Linked DNA regions of Mus musculus: region 1 is linked to region 2. Evidence: chromatin loops called from intact Hi-C (ENCODE). Cell type or tissue: left cerebral cortex. All regions are shown on one strand. Links, peaks and the distances in the headings refer to the core of each region. The heading gives the core; the rest is flanking DNA.

Evidence for each region. Hi-C counts contacts between places; a loop is a spot of excess contacts. Peaks named below come from ENCODE experiments on the same cell type or tissue, not always from the same donor. Only the 100,000 strongest peaks of a DNase experiment are listed, where the experiment ranks them.
Region 1: a loop joins it to region 2, with 7 times the contacts of the local background. A loop is called at or near these places in 17 of 42 quality-filtered maps.

What each region holds. Positions count from the first base shown.
Region 1 is chr1:178,099,001-178,107,345 of GRCm38, forward strand. Catspere2 (cation channel sperm associated auxiliary subunit epsilon 2) reads left to right here. Exons shown (of 23, transcript NM_001368822.1): 11 at 4,624-5,101. Among named protein-coding and RNA genes, the nearest start is that of Gm25312, 75 kb to the left of the region's middle. In left cerebral cortex, for the core only: no CTCF peak of the experiment used is centred there; a DNase peak (open chromatin) is centred at 4,778.
Region 2 is chr1:177,857,706-177,866,050 of GRCm38, forward strand. It overlaps Catspere1 (cation channel sperm associated auxiliary subunit epsilon 1), which reads left to right. Exons shown (of 22, transcript NM_001368823.1): 9 at 2,133-2,625. Among named protein-coding and RNA genes, the nearest start is that of Catspere1, 53 kb to the left of the region's middle. In left cerebral cortex, for the core only: no CTCF peak of the experiment used is centred there; no DNase peak of the experiment used is centred there.

The DNA.
Region 1 (8,345 bases), core at 135-8,134, 240 kb after region 2:
TCCCAGACAGGTACTGACCCTCTTAGCTTTTAGGATCAGCGAAGATTCAGCATGTTCAAACTTAGATTGTCCTATAGGCACAGTTATTTATCTAAATATGTAAACAGTTGTATCTCTTGGTTTCAAGTCTTGGTTTCTGGGGTCTCTTAGCAGTAAAGATGCATCCTCAGTGACAAAGAGTAAAATCGGTACTTTATGGCATCATGCAGAGCAAGCAGTGCAGTCATATTGTGGGGACAAAAGCTCCCTTATATATTCTCCCCAATTCCCAGTGAGCTTTCAAAATTAATCAAATCATTACCATAGTATATATAATGAACATCACAGAATTCTTATTACAAAACATTAAAAATATTGCACAAACATTTAAATGTTTTTTAACTACATTGTTGGGCTCCTAAGGAAATATGCCATAGCAAAAACAAGTCTCTTAAGCTGTTAGAATATATGTGATAGCCAAGATGACCAGGATAGAGCTGAGTAATGTGTAACAGACAATTGCAGTTGTCTTGAATCCTGGCCACTTGGGGGTGGGGTTGTTCCTGCTGATGGTAGCAAAGATGGGGCAGGGCTTTCTTATAATATTCTCTTCTTATGTCCTAAAGAGCCCAGATGCTCTAACGGCCACCTTATAAACACTCATAAAACATTTTGTAACTCCACAACACGGAGCCAAACAAGCTGTTCCACTCCACTCTGGCTAGCCTCGCCAGCTACACTGATGCTTCAGGACATAAGCCTCTGCTTAACTTATGTCTTGACTGAATTTGTTCCTTCAAGAGGACAAGCATCAAGGGTCACACCACCACTCAGACCCTAACTCTGCACCCAAATATTGCTACAACAAGAGAAATTCTGAGACAAATAAAAGCTGTCCCAAAGGACTGACTCAAAGGAAAATGCAAATTCCAGCAAGGTAGCTATACTCAGAAGTGACCTCTGATGGTCAGAGTTCAGATATCAGGTGGCAAAGGGCAAAGGAGGAACCTGGAACAAGCTTTTTGCATAAAATAATGACCTTCAAAAAGAGCTAATGTGTTGTTGAAAGTTTTAGTCTGGATCTGGACATTCTACCCCGCCTTTGATCATTCAGTTCCCGAATAAAAGACATATACAACCTTCATGTTTACAGTAAGCCTTAAACAGCCCAAGAGTTGGGCAGATATTTATCCCCTACATTATTAGAACCTACTTTTCTATTGATAACCCAGAGTTACTACTGTAGTTCATCTGGGCTGCTCTTTGCCTCCAGTTTGCCAGCCCTCAGGCCCATGTTTTCTTGACCTTTAACCCATAGTGTCTTCCTCCTCCTCCTTTACCTTCTTCTTCTCCAACCTCAAGCCCAGGAATCCTAAACCCTACCTGTCCTAGTTAGGATTTTACTGCTGTGAACAGACACCATGACCAAGGCAAGTCTTATAAGGACAACACTTGACTGGGGCAGGTTCAGAGGTTCAGTCCATTATCATCCAAACAGGAACATGGCAGCATCCAGGCAGGCATGGTACAGGAGGACCTGAGAGTTCTTCACCTTCAACTGAAGGCTGCTATTGGAAGACTGACTTCCAGGAAGTTGGGTTGAGGGTTTTAAAGCCCAAAGTCACAGTGACACACCTATTCCAACAAGGACACACCTCCAAATCATGCCACTTCCCAAGACAAGCACATTCAAACCATGAAACCACCTAGGTCTCTTTTGCCCAACTATTAACTGTCGGCATCTTCATTTACCATTCAGAAATAACTTAGGAGCAAAGTCATATAGCATCACTTGGGTCTACCCAAGACTCTAGGTCTTGGGGACCTGCACTTAATCATTACAATAAACAGCAAGACCTAACCTCAACACTACCACATTCCAACTTATGTCAGTCAGCCTTTTATTCTAAAAAAAGAGAAGGGCCTGAAGAGTTGGCTTAGCAGTAAGAGCTCTGGCTGTTCTTCCAGAGGACCTGAGTTCGATTCCCAGCCACCTAACTGGCATCTCAGCACTATGTGTAACTCTAGTCCCAGGGGAATTCAACACCCTCTTCTGACCTCCTTAGGCACCAGACATGCAAATGGTTACACAGACATACATTTATGCAAAACACTCACACACATAAAAAAATAAAAATTTTTTTAAAAATGTAAAAATTAAATGGTCTGTATTCTAGAATACTTAAAAGAATGCAGACCAAACCAGTTATATTTAAGAATATCCATGTACACACACATTGATGAAGCAACAACTAATGGAAACACAAATCAAGATTTTGAAAGAAGGGAAGAAGGGGATATGGGGAGGATTTAGAAGAAGGAAAGAGACGGGGAAATGATGTAATTTCAATCTTAAAAATAAAAAATATTTTTTAGAATTGTTTTACTCTAGTCCTTGTAGATAGCGAACTCACAGTATTGTAGGAATTTGAATTTGCAGTAGCTGTGTGAGTTACTCATTTGAGAGGTGGAAAGAAAAGTCTGAATTAAGTAATTATCTTCATCAGAATGATCTCTGGGGGCATCTTTATTGTTAATTGACAGTGAAAGTCCAGCCTAAAAGTAGGCAGTACCAGTTTTTAGGTTTAGGCCCTGGACTGTGTTTCGTGTAGAGAGAGGCCTGAGCCTTGGTGAGCATGTGTTGACTCTCACTGCTTTGACTGTGAGTGTGACCCTGGTTCAGGCTCTTGCTTTGGCTTCTCTACAATGATGGACGATCACCTGGAATTTTGAGCCAAAAGAAAACAAACCCTTCTCCCTTGATGTTGCTTTGGTTAGAGTTTTTGGTCGTATGAACTGGGGAGACACATTTCTGTATTATAAAAGGAGAGATATCTCAAGTCAAACATTTCTGTTTCCACATTAGAAAAGTAGCAGAAGCCTGGGAAGGTAGTCCACAGTAGTGTCTTCTTCTAATACATATCAATATTGATTTTAAAAGCTGTAGTGACTATGAAATATTTATGGTAGATGTTTTTCATAGTGGTTACACTTTATACCAACCTTTGACATATTCAGTCTTTCAACATTTCACCTCTCAGAGGGTGTAGATCAGCATTTCATTTTAATCTTCTAAAGAGACATCCTCTTTTTTAATTTCCAGTGCTGGGGTTCAATCCCAGGACCTCACATATACTAAGCACACCCAGCCCCTAGCTCTGATCTATTTCTTGCTTATGTCTTCTCTTTAACCATGACTTCTTATGACTTTGTACTTAAGGAATACTTTTTATAGACTTAACCTTTCTTGTGTTGTTGTTAATCCATAGTGTTAATCTCTGCTTTTGAGTAGAGTCTTATTTAGATGTACTGTTAACTATTGCTAGGGCTTGAATAAATTACGACTACTATTTGGGTGGCTGGAGAGATTGCTTAATGTTTAAGAGTGCTTGTTTCTTAACTGTGAGAACCAGAGTTTGGATCCAAGTACCCATACTGGTGGCTCTCAAAGGCCTACAACTCAGGAGTGAGGAATCAAATTATTTTTTTGGCCTTTCTGGGCACAGGAACACCTTTGAGAATATACTCACATGGACACCACACAAACACACTCGCACTCCCACACACACTAAGCCTTTGGAGACAGGGAATAAAATTTCACTATTTTGGATTCTTCCCACCTTACTAGGCATTGAACCTAGGCCCCCATGCATGCTAATCAGGTGTTGTACCAGTGATCTGCACCTCCATAAAACAACATCAATTACCTATCTATTGAACCGGCTCTTTGGTCCTTTGTTCATCTATTCTTGCCTCATTCTAAATATATCATGCAATGTTTTTAGTATTTCTATGTTGTCTCACATAGAGACCTTTTAAAATAAAAACTGCTTTGTGCAGCCATCCTTGGATTTAAAATAATCAACTTCAAGCTACCAGGGTTTCATTTTAAATAATTAGGGCATACTCCCATAGGACCTTATGACTATGCCTTTCTACTTATACCTCAATGCTGTGAATCATTCTACTTCTAAATATGCTACAAATCTGATAACACATTGTCATGTTAACATTACACTTTAATTAACACTATTTTATAGAAACTCATGGATATATTATATAATGATAAAAATTAAAAGATTTTTGTTGTTGTTATCTTGTTGTTCCATGGGATATTTGGGTTTGATGGTTGTTTGTTTTTGAGACAAGGTCTCACTATATAGCCCAGGCTGGCCTCAAACTCAAACTCTTCTTCAGCCTCCTGAGATTTTCAGTGTACACCACCATGCCTAGCAAGAGGGATAAATAAATAAGCAAAGAAAGGCTAATATATTTAAAGTTTTAAAGGAAATAATAGTTATTCTTTCTACTGCTAGAAATATCAGGAAAAATTTTAGATTTTTTTTCATAATATGTGATATGATGTGTTTTTATTTAATGGAGCTCAGTACATGAAGTACTCTGAAATACACTTAAAGAAAACTTGGTAATTAATGTCTTTCCCTCTTACTACTTTTGGTAATTGCTTCCTTTTCTTCTTATTATTTTTGGTAGTTGGGGTGGAATCCAGGGCTTGTGTGGCTATAGAGTTACTCTTCCAGTCTCTATTTTCCACTGCCAGTCTAGTAAAAATAGAAGACAGAAATTGGTAGATCACCTCTCTATCACTAAGGACTTTTTTTTTCAATTTGTTTTTCTTGCTAGAGTGCAGCAGGACGAACTTTTGTGTTAGCTTGGACAAAAAGTGAAGTTTACGGTGGATTTGGTAAATTTAAATTTATGAGATTCACAACTACTTCACGGCTAAAATATCTTCTAAAGCTCCCTCCCACTGACACCCTGGAAATAATTACTGTTGAGTATTCATGGCATCCGCTGGAGGCTGCTGCTTTACTGTCACACTGCTCTGTCTGCACCACCACCAAGAACATTCGCATGGTAATATTTAATTCTGCATATTTTTCGTGGAAACTCCAGGACTTTGAACTACAAGTGCCCAAGGAGGCCAAGTTAGAGTATCGCTTTCTTTACTCTGCCATGCCTGATATTATCGTGTGGGACGAACACCAGGTTTACTATGGCTACAGAAATTTTGCTGTTTTTGGAACTATAACAACAGCTTCAGGAGAGACCAATCTGTCATCGTTATCACAGGGCAGCAACATCCACCAAGTCCTTACAGGTAGGGTATTCTCAATCCTGCTAAAAGTATTCTGCGTCTCATTATATTAGTTATATAGAGATTGTGAATGTTCCAATATGTGGTACTCTTGATGGCTATTGCTATATATCTATATATATCTTTAGCTAGCACCTAAAGCTTAATAGATTCTACATTTGACCAATATTAAAGTGTACCTTTACTTTTTTCAAAACCTTTGTTAATTGATGTCTCTTAAACACTTTAACCTTTCTTGTAACCCAACACCCACCAGAGGTAATGGGAAAGAAAGGATTCAGGGGAAGTAGACCTGTTTAGAAATGGTTCTTTGAAGCAACTCCCCTCTGTGTTGTCTAGAAATCGGCCGTTAGGTTCACAGGTCATTAGGCAGCACAGTTCAATCCACTCACACATACTTCATGGATACACCAGCAGTCCAGTTTGGTTGAGTTGGGTTAGCAACAGTGGTGACACCACCTAGCAGACACAGCCAGGCCTCAGCCTCCACTCAAGTCAGCAAGAGGGATCAGGAGGAATGTCAGGAGAAGTTCTCAGCTGTGCCTCTCTCATCAGAGTGAAGATCAGCAAAGACTCAGACCCACAAGCATTGCACAGCAAGCTGTACCAGCAAGCCAAGGTCTGTCTCTGTCACTTTTTCGAGACCTATTTCTACCCTCCAAACATCACCTGTCCTCCTCGTGTCCTGTCTCAACATGTGTCCAACCATCCGGAGTCCACAGAGTCCCAACAAATGGAGCTCAACTATGCAATGTAAGGCAAACCAACACATGCCTGTTGTTAGCAAAGAATTCTTTATTGCATGTTCTTTGACCTGTTTGCTTTAGCAGAACATCCTTTCTCTTGTGTCTGCTTCAGTTAAAAGTTCCTTCATGAGTCTGCCTTAGATTTTTCACCAGTGTCCATTTCAGGAAATCACTCCTTTAGGTGTTCATCGCAGCAAAACACCATCCATCACAATTGACTCTCCAAAGGAAACCTCAAGTTTCCACTTCATTAAACCATGATCCCATGGGCAGAAGGGCAAACTCAAAAGATTCATTTCACTTGATTGCCAGATACTAACAAAGCAGCTTATGTATTTGCTGCAGTGAGGGGAGTTGTACTGTTTAATGTTCCTAAAGTTCACACAACTAAGTACCTCCATCTGTAGCCTCATAACACAGACCTACAAGCAAGGAGCCAGAAGTCAAGGTGCCAATAGGACATGTTCTTCTGCAACCTGCAGTGGAGGAGGGGGTGGTCTCTTGATTACTGCTTTTTGTTTTTCTCTTTGTTTGTTTGTTTTGCCTTTATTTTTCTCACACACACATCAATTCAGTGTCTACTTCTTTTACCACACTTGTGTTCTTCATGTGTGCCTCTGTTTTCATGTCCTCTGACCTTTCTTTACAAATATATCATGGTATTCACAAATAAGCACATATACATATACCCATTACCCTCATAAACCACACACACACACACACACACACACACACACACACACACACACACAGAGGACATAGCCATTGTGGATTAGGGGCCAGTTATATCCGAATAATATATAAATATTCAAAAAATAATATTTTGAAGTTCTTGGTCCTGGGTATTAAAATTTCAACATATCCTTTTGGATGTATACAGTTCAATTCATAATTTAACATAGGTTTATATAGGTCTTTGTTCAAATCCACAATCAAGGCATTCAAGACATTTAACCCCTCTAAGCCTCAGCTTTGAAATCCTGTAGATTAAATGTCATAACTTGCAATCACTTTTTCTTGGCCTCGAGTTACCCTTTAATTCATGCACTTCAATTTTCTTCCTTCATGTTGCCCCCTTTCCTAGCACTTCCCTTGGAATCAATATTTATCAGACTTTCAACTTGTCAACACTGGTAACTTGAGGTCAGTTTCAGGTTGTCTTGCGTGATCAGCAAGTGTCATTTGAAATAGCTGAGCATGACCTCTGGCCTTTCTGAACTCCAGAGCTTCCCAGAAACTCTACTACTGCTCTTATTGACATTTACAATACCTTTATAAGTTTATCATTTACCAATACCTATCATTTACGAATACCGACTTTTTGAGACCACATCCCACCACCACAATGGGCCTCAAAAATTGGGAATACTGCTGAAGGATTTAACATTTGCCTTGACATCTTTCCCATTTTCCTGTCCTCCCTCCCCCCACCAAATAGGAGTGTTTATTATGTGCTAATGTCCCTTGAAAATGTATATATTTTGTTCATGTTCATAGCTAAGAGTTTGCTTTGAATCTCAGAAGAAACTAAACTTGGGACGTTTAAGACTGGAATAAATGTAAAGAGACGGACTCAATGTATTTTGATTGTAAGATGGTCAGACGTGGTCATTGCAGGGAGAGGGCAGTTCAGTAGTGGAGAGTTTTGGTTTAAGGCTGAATGCCAAGTTGTCAAGAAGAGGACTTTGATGGTTAATTATGATTGCTGACTTGGCTAAAGAGTGCTTACGGAGATTAGTAAAGCAGGCCGTTAAGTATTTCCAGGTAGGATTCCAGGGAAATGCATCTCTGAGTGGTGCAGTGCCATCCCATAGGTTGGAGTCCCAGATGAAGTAAAGGGGAAAACATCCCACTAGACATTCTCCCTGACCTCGTCCTTAACTGGGTCCAGGGTGCTGAAGCAGTTGAAATGCCAGATAAGGACTCAAGAATCTAGTTTTCTGTTGTTGCTTTATTTTGTTTTCAGTCACTAACCTTACAGGTAATTCAAACAAGCAAATGAATGAAACAAAGAAATAAATAGAAGGCCGGGCAGTGATGGTAATCTCAGCACTTGAGAGGCAGAGGCAGGAGGATTTCTGAGTTTGAGACCAGCCTGGTCTACAAAGTGAGTTCCAGGACAGCCAGGGCTATACAGAGAAACCCTGTCTCTAAAAACCAAAAAAGGAAAAAAAAGAGAGAGAGAGAAATAAATAGAAGGCAAGAAAACCACCATGGATGAGAAATCCAGCAAGGGAAGGAGAAAACAGAATGGGTGGAAATGGCCATGGTGGAAAGTAGACCAGGCCAAGCAGAAAACAGAATGGCAGAGGCTGAGTGTAAAATTGAAGACATATTGCATTCAGATGGCAAAATGGGAAGAAAAAAAAAAAAAGAAAGCAGGTATTACTGAGAGAACTAGGGAACAGAATGTTGGGAGAAGCTGGTAAGTCAGAAGTTGCCTTCAGATGCTGTGGTAAGTAGGAGATATGAGGGGAACAGAGCACAGACTACTCTGAAGA
Region 2 (8,345 bases), core at 37-8,036:
ATAAACTCAGAAAATAGCAATCACATTCTTGGATGATTGTTTCACTATGCGGTTAAAAGCCTAACCCTCAATCTAAAAGTCCGATTGGGGGTGACCATATCCCTAAAGGGTCCCTACCTCAGCTGTGAAAGTGGGCTGCTGTGGTGTGAAAGATGTAGTGGTCATAGCCTCTACCAGTTTGCTTAGGACACCCTTGCTCCTACCCATAAATTTGAACCTGAGAGGTAACATGTTAACTATGGAAGGTACGATACAGCTATTGTTCTCAACAAGGGAACAGACATGTTCTGAAGAGTTGGTAACATGTTAACTATGGAAGGTAGGATACAGTTACTGTTCTCAACAAGGGAACAGACATGTTCTGAAAGAGGTGGTAACATGTTAACTATGGAAGGTAGGATACAGTTACTGTTCTCAACAAGGGAACAGACATGTTCTGAAAGAGGTGGTAACATGTTAACTAATGGAAGGTAGGATACAGCTACTGTTCTCAACAAGGGAACAGACATGTTCTGAAAGAGGTTCTACTGTACAACATAGCAATGCCTGATGCTGGCTGCAGAAGAGGGGAAAAACGAGTGCCTGAAAGTGGAGTTAGCGGGAGAGCCTTGTAAGAATGGGTGGTTGGGCCATGTATACAAGAACCTTCAAACTGGGACCTAAGAGAACAGACAAATTCTGAGAGATGCAGAAAACTGTCATGAGTAGGAAGAATAAGAAGTACCACTCAAAGGATCTTCAGAACATTAATAAGCCAGAACTCAAATTCTTCCTGCTTTTATAACACTTGGGAAGTGGGACAGCAGAAGCAGTCCCTACAAAAGCAGACTGAAGGCCATCTCTGATGTAGCAGAAGGGTGGGAAGGTTATGAGAACATTTTCCTTTCCTGTCTTTAACAAGCTTTGTTGAAGATAATTTACGTGCCACATAGCCTCACCCTTTTAAGCTGTAATTTAAACTAATTCAATGTGTACATTGATAATTTGTGAATTCGGTATGTTGACAGCGGCCCATCGGTGCTGCCACTGTTACACAAGCATGGCACATTGTTCAATGATTCTAAAGTTGATAAATATGTTGGTTATTTTCTTATTCAGGTCTGTTTAGGATAATGCTGCAGGAGGCATCCGTATGTAGATGTTCAAGTGACAACAAGTTGTGTTTCTCCTCAGTATATATCAAGAAGTGAGATTGGAGTCTCACATTACACTCCACTTTGGATTTTTTAGAAATGGCTAGATATGCATAGTTGTGAAATCACTGCACCATTCAGATTTCCCTCAGCAGTAGATGAAGTTTCCTATTTCTCTACACCTATTGCATAACACCTGCCGTGATTTGCCTTAGACATAGAAGCAGCCATTGGTGTAACTAATGGATGTGCTTGCCACTGAAGAAAGCAATAGGTGATGTTTGAAACTGTATGTAAGAAACGGGGTTATAATTGCATACCCTAGCAAGATTTTATTGAAAGGACCCAGATGTAGCTATCTCTTGTGAGACTATGCCGGGGCTTGGCAAACACAGAAGTAGATGCTCAAAGTCAGCTAATGGATGGATCACAGGGCTCCCAATGGAGGAGCTAGAGAAAGAACCCAAGGAGCTAAAGGGATCTGCAACCCTATAGGTGGAACAACATTATGAACTAACCAGTACCCCAGAGCTCTTGACTCTAGCTGCATATGTATCAAAAGATGGCCTAGTCGGCCATCACTGGAAAGAGAGGCCCATTGGACACGCAAACTTTGTATGCCCCAGTACAGGGGAACGCCAGGGCCAAAAAGGGGGAGTGGGTGGGTAGGGGAGTGGGGGTGGGTGGGTATGGGGGACTTTTGGTATAGCATTGGAAATGTAAATGAGCTAAATACCTAATAAAAAATGGAAAAAAAACGGGGTTATGGAACTGTTCATTTGTGGTTAGAGAGACACATTGCTGGAGAAAGAATATCAAAAGTCCATATTACGTTCCTCTGTCAGAGTGAACAATGAAAACTGAAGCCATAGCAGCTTATGCTGATAAAAGCTTAAACTTTTTTTTTTTTTTAAGTATACGCTCTGAGATAAATTGTAGAAAGGAAGGATCAGGGTGCCAACTCCTGTTTTTTCTATTTCTCATTTTTCTTCTCCTTAGAACCTGGGTCATTCACCTGCCAATGTCTTCAGATGATATAGCCAAAGTGATACGAGGTAACAAAGTGGCTTTCCAGGACTGCTTCATTGCAAATCTCTACTTCATGCTGACATATCCCATGACCATAATTTCTGAACCTCCTGGATATGAGCCCCTCACCGTGCCACCTGGAAGTCCATTGATGCTTAGCTGGGATACCTGTATCTCTACATTTGCTCTCTTGGCCACTGACCAGGAGACTTTCCAAACAAATGATTCCTTTCAAACCTGGACCAGAGTAAGAGCCCCTCCAGGTATCCTGAGTGATGCTCAAAGGCACAGTCTGAGGGACGTGATCATATTTGACCAAGGAACTCTGTTTCTAGTAGACGGTACTGTTTACCTAAGAACAGAAGATGAATTTACAAAACTGGATGAAAGCAGAGGTATTTCTGAAACTGGAATTCTTGGCTTTTCAAAAAGAAGATGGTGTCAGATTAGATATTTATATAAGGTTAGTGAAAGATGATATATGTGAGTATATATATTACTTAGATATAATTAGATATTTTTCTATACTATTTGTTCAGGAATATATCAGGAATCAATTACACAGCATTTTATATGGTTATTGCTCCCAGACAGGTACTGACCCTCTAGCTTTTAGGATCAGCGAAGATTCAGCATGTTCAAACTCAGATGGTCCTATAGGCACAGTTATTTATCTAAATATGTAAACAGTTGTATCTCTTGGTTTCAAGTCTTGGTATCTGAAGTCTCTTAGCAGTAAAGATGCATCCTCAGTGACAAAGAGTAAAATCAGTCCTTTATGGCAACATGCAGAGCAAACAGTGCAGTCATATTGTGGGGACAAAAGCTCCCTTATATATTCTCCCCTATTCCCAGTGAGCTTTCAAAGTTAATCAAATCATTATCATAGTATAGATAATACACATCACAGAATTCTTATTACAAAACATTAAAAATATTGCATAATCATTTAAATGTTTTTTAACTACATTGTTGGGCTCCTAAGGAAATATGCCATAGCAAAAACAAGTCTCTTAAGCTGAATGTTAGAATGTACGTGATAGCCAAGATGACCGGGATAGAGCTGAGTAATGTGTGAAAGACAATTGCAGTTGTCTTGAATCCTGGCCACTTGGGGGTGGGGTTGCTCCTGCTGATGGTAGTGAAGATGGGGCAGGGCTTTCTTACAATATTCTCTTCTTATGTCCTAAAGAGCCCAGATGCTCTAACGGCCACCTCACAAACACTCATAAAACATTTTGTAACTCCAAAACATGGAGCCAAACAAGCTGTTCCACTCCACTCTGGCTAGCCTCGCCAGCTACTGATGCTTTGGGACATAAGCCTCTGCTTAACTTATGTCTTGACTGAATTTGTTCCTTCAAGAGGACAAGCATCAAGGGTCACACCACCACTCAGACCCTAACCCTGCACACAAATATTGCTACAACAAGAGAAATTCTGAGACAGATGAAAGCTGTACCAAAAGACTGGCTCAAAGGAAAATGCAAATTCCAGCAAGTTAGCTATACTCAGAAGTGACCTCTGATGGTCAGAGTTCAGATATCAGGTGGCAAAGGGCAAAGGAGGAACCTGGAACAAGCTTTTTGCATAAAATAATGACCTTCAAAAAGAGCTAATGTGTTGTTGAAAGTTTTAGTCCAGATCTGGACATTCTACCCCGTCTTTGATCATTCAGTTCCCGAATAAAAAACACATACAACCTTCATGTTTACAGTGAACATAAACAGCCCAAGAGTTGGGCATATATTTATCCTCTACATTATTAAAACCTACTTTTCTATTGATAACCCAGAGTTACTACTGTAGTTCATCTGGGCTGCTCTTTGCCTCCAGTTTGCCAGCCCTCAGGCCCATGTTTTCTTGACCTTTAACCCATAGTGTCTTCCTTCTCCTCCTTTACCTTCTTCTTCTCCAACCTCAAGCCCAGGAATCCTAAACCCTACCTGTCCTAGTTAGGATTTTACTGCTGTGAACAGACACCATGACCAAGGCAAGTCTTATAAGGACAACATTTGACTGGGGCAGGTTCGGAGGTTCAGTCCATTATCATCCAAACAGGAACATGGCAGCATCCAGGCAGGCATGGTACAGGAGGACCTGAGAGTTCTTCACCTTCAACTGAAGGTTGCTATTGGAAGACTGACTTCCAGGAAGTTGGGTTGAGGGTTTTAAAGCCCAAAGTCACGGTGACACACCTATTCCAACAAGGCCATACCTCCAAATAGTGCCACTTCCCAAGACAAGCACATTCAAACCATGAAACCACCTATGCCTCTTTTGCCCAACTATTAGCTGTCGGCATCTTCATTTACCATTCAGAAATAACTTGGGAGCAAAGTCATATAGCATAACTCGGGTCTACCCAAGACTCTTAATCATTACAATAAACAGCAAGAACAAACCTCAACACTAACACATTCCAACCTATGTCAGCCTTTTATTCCTAAAAAGAGAGAAGGGCCTGAAGAGTTGGCTAAGCAGTAAAGAGCTCTTGCTGTTCTTCCAGACAACCTGAGTTCGATTCCCAGCCACTTACCTGGTATCTTAGCACTATGTGTAACTCTAGTCCCAGGGGAATTCAACACCCTCTTCTGACCTCCTTAGGCACCAGGCATGCAAATGGGTACACAGACATGCATTTATGCAAAACACATGAAACAATGAATTGAATAAATCTAAAAATTAAATGGTCTGTTCTCTAGAATACTTAAGAGTTCAGACCAAGCCAGTTATATTTAAGAATATCCATGTACACACACATTCATGAAGGAACAAATAATGGAAATACAAATCAGGATTTTGAAAGAGGGGAAGAAGGGGATATGGGAGCATTTGGAAGAAGGAAAGGGACTGGGAAATTATGCAATTTTAATCTTAAAAATAAAAAATATTTTTTAGAATTGTTTTACTCTGGACCTCGTAAATAGCAGCCAACTCACATTATTGTAGGAATTAGAATTTGGAGTAGCTGTGTGAGTTTCTCATATGAGATGTGAAAAGAAATGTCTGAATTAAGTAATTATCTTCAACAGGCTGTTCTCTGGGGGTCATCTTTATTGTTAATTGACAGTGAAAGTCCAGCCTAAAAGTAGGCAGTACCAGTTTTTAGGTTTAGGCCCTGGACTGTGTTGCGTGTAGAGAGAGGCCTGAGCCTTGGTGAGCATGTGTTGACTCTCACTGCTTTGACTGTGAGTGTGACCCTGGTTCAGGCTCTTGCTTTGGCTTCTCTACAATGATGGACTATCACCTGGAATTTTGAGCCAAAAGAAAACAAACCCTTCTCCCTTGATGTTGCTTCAGCTAGAGTTTTTGGTCGTATGAACTGGGGAGACATATTTCTGTATTATAAAAGGAGAGATATCTCAAGTCAAACATACATACATTCTTCATACATACATTCTTCTTCTAATACATATCAATATTGATTTTAAAAGCCGTAGTGATTATGAAATATTTATGGTAGATGTTTTTCATAGTGGTTACACTTTATACCAACCTTTGACATATTCAGTCTTTCAACATTTCACCTCTCAGAGGGTGTACAGCGGCATTTCATTTTAATCTTCTAAAGAGACATCCTGTTTTTTAATTTTCAGTGCTGGGGTTCAATCCCAGGACCTCACATATACTAAGCACACCCAGCCCCTAGCTCTGATCTATTTCTTGCTTATGTCTTCCCTTTAACCATGACTTCTTATGTCTTTGTACTTAAGGAATACTTTTTATAGACTTAACCTTTCTTGTGTTGTTGTTAATCCATAGTGTTAATCTCTGCTTTTGAGTAGAGTCTTATTTAGATGTACTGTTAACTATTGCTAGGGCTTAAATAAATTATCACTACTATTTGGGTGGCTGGAGAGATTGGTTAGTATTTAAGAGAGCTTGGTTCTTAACCATGAGAACCAGAGTTTGGATCCAAGTACCCATACTGGTGGCTCTCAAAGGCCTACAACTCAGGAGTGAGAAATGGAATTTTTTTTTTTTTTTTTTTTTGGCCTTCCTAGGAACATAAACAAGTTTGCGAATATACTCATATGGACACCTCACAAGCTTACACACACACACACACACACACACACACACACACACACACACACACACTAATCCTTTTGGGGCAGGGAATAAAAGATCACTATTTTGGCTGCTTCTCCTCTCTACAGGCACTGAGCCTAGGCCTCCATGCATGCCATTCAAGTGTTGTACCTCTGAGTTGCATCTCCCTAAAGCAAGTTTTATTACCTATCTATCCCACCAGTTCCTTGGTCCTTTGTTTATCCATTGTTGCCTCATTTTAAATAGATCATCAATTTTTTAGTATTTTTCTGTTGTTTCACATAAAGACCTTTTAAAATAAAAACTGATTTTGGCATCTATATGTTGTGGTAAATCTCTAACCTCAATAAAGCCTGTGTAAAGAAAACAAAACTCAAGTTATATTTATAAACTGTATGCCTAGATAGATTTACCACTATACTCTTCTATTCCCCAGCTATGCAATCTGTTAATACTGGAGGTTCTTCCAGGTCTCGTGTTTCTGCTTCATCTTCTTTGTATCTCTTCTTTCTCTGTCATCCTCTCTCTCCTCTCTCCTCTGTTTCTTCATCTCTCTCCCTCTTTCCTCTCTCATCCTCTCGAAAACTCTCAGCTCCACCTTTCTTTTTTCTTCTGCCCAAATCACAGGCTGTAGCCTTTATTTGACCAGGTAAAATGGGAAAACGGTAAATTGGGAAGGAAGTTTACATGAAATCACCTGAGGATGTGATCTATTCCTCCTCTAGGCCGCTTCTGTTGAGAAAGCAGAATTAGTATCAAAATACAAACAGCACCAGGCAATCTATCCTTGGATTTAGTATACTTGGATTTAGAATAATCATCTTTAAGTTACCAGGGTTTAATTTTAAATAATTAGGGCACAGTCCAGTAGGACCTTATGACTATGCCTTTCTTCTTATACCTCAATGCTTTGTATCATTCTGCTTCTAAATATGCTGTAAATCTCATAACACATTGTCATGTCAACAATACACTTTAACAGTATTTTATAGAAACTCATACATGTAAAATGAAAAAAATTAAAAGATTTTTATTGTTGTTATCTTGTTGTTTCATAGGATATTTGGGTTTTATGGTCGTTTTTTTTTAAAATTTTATTTTAATTAGGTATTTTCTTCATTTACATTTCCAATGCTATCCCAAAAGTCCCCCGTACCCTCCCCCCCACTCAGTTGGTTTGTTTTTGAGATAAGGACTCACGATATAGCCCAGGCTGGCCTCAAACTCAAAATCTTCTTCAACTTCCTAACTTCAGAGATTTTCGGTGCACACCACCATGCCTAGCAAGAGGGATAAATAAATGAGCAAGGAAAGGCTGGTGTATTTAAAGGTTTTTTTTTAAATTAATTAATTTATTTTTATTACATATTTTCCTCAATTACATTTCCAATGCTATCCCAAAGGTCCCCCATACCCTCCCCCCCACTTCTCTACCCACTCATTCCCATTTTTTTTTTTTTTTTGGCCCTGGCATTCCCCTGTACTGGGGTATATACAGTTTGCATGTCCAATGGGCCTCTCTTTCCAGTGATGGCCAACTAGGCCATCTTTTGATACATATGCAGCTAGAGTCAAGAGCTCCGGGGTACTGGTTAGTTCATAATGTTGTTCCACCTATAGGGTTGCAGATCCTTTAGCTCCTTGGGTACTTTTTCTAGCTCCTCCATTGGGAGCCCTGTGATCCATCCATTAGCTGACTGTGAGCATCCACTTCTGTGTTTGCTAGGCCCCGGCATAGTCTCACAAGAGACAGCTACATCTGGATCCTTTCGATAAAATCTTGCTAGTGTATGCAATGGTGTCAGCGTTTGGAAGCTGATTATGGGGTGGATTCCTGGATATGGCAGTCTCTACATGGTTCATCCTTTCGTCTCAGTTCCAAACGTTGTCTCTGTAACTCCTTCCATGGGAATTTTGTTCCCACTTCTAAGGAGGGGCATACTGTCCACACTTCAGTCTTCATTTTTCTTGAGTTTCATGTGTTTAGCAAATTGTATCATATATCTTGGGTATCCTAGGTTTTGGGCTAATATCCACTTATCAGTGAGTACATATTGTGTGAGTTCCTTTGTGAATGTGTTACCTCACTCAGGATGATGCCCTCCAGGTCCATCCATTTAGCTAGGA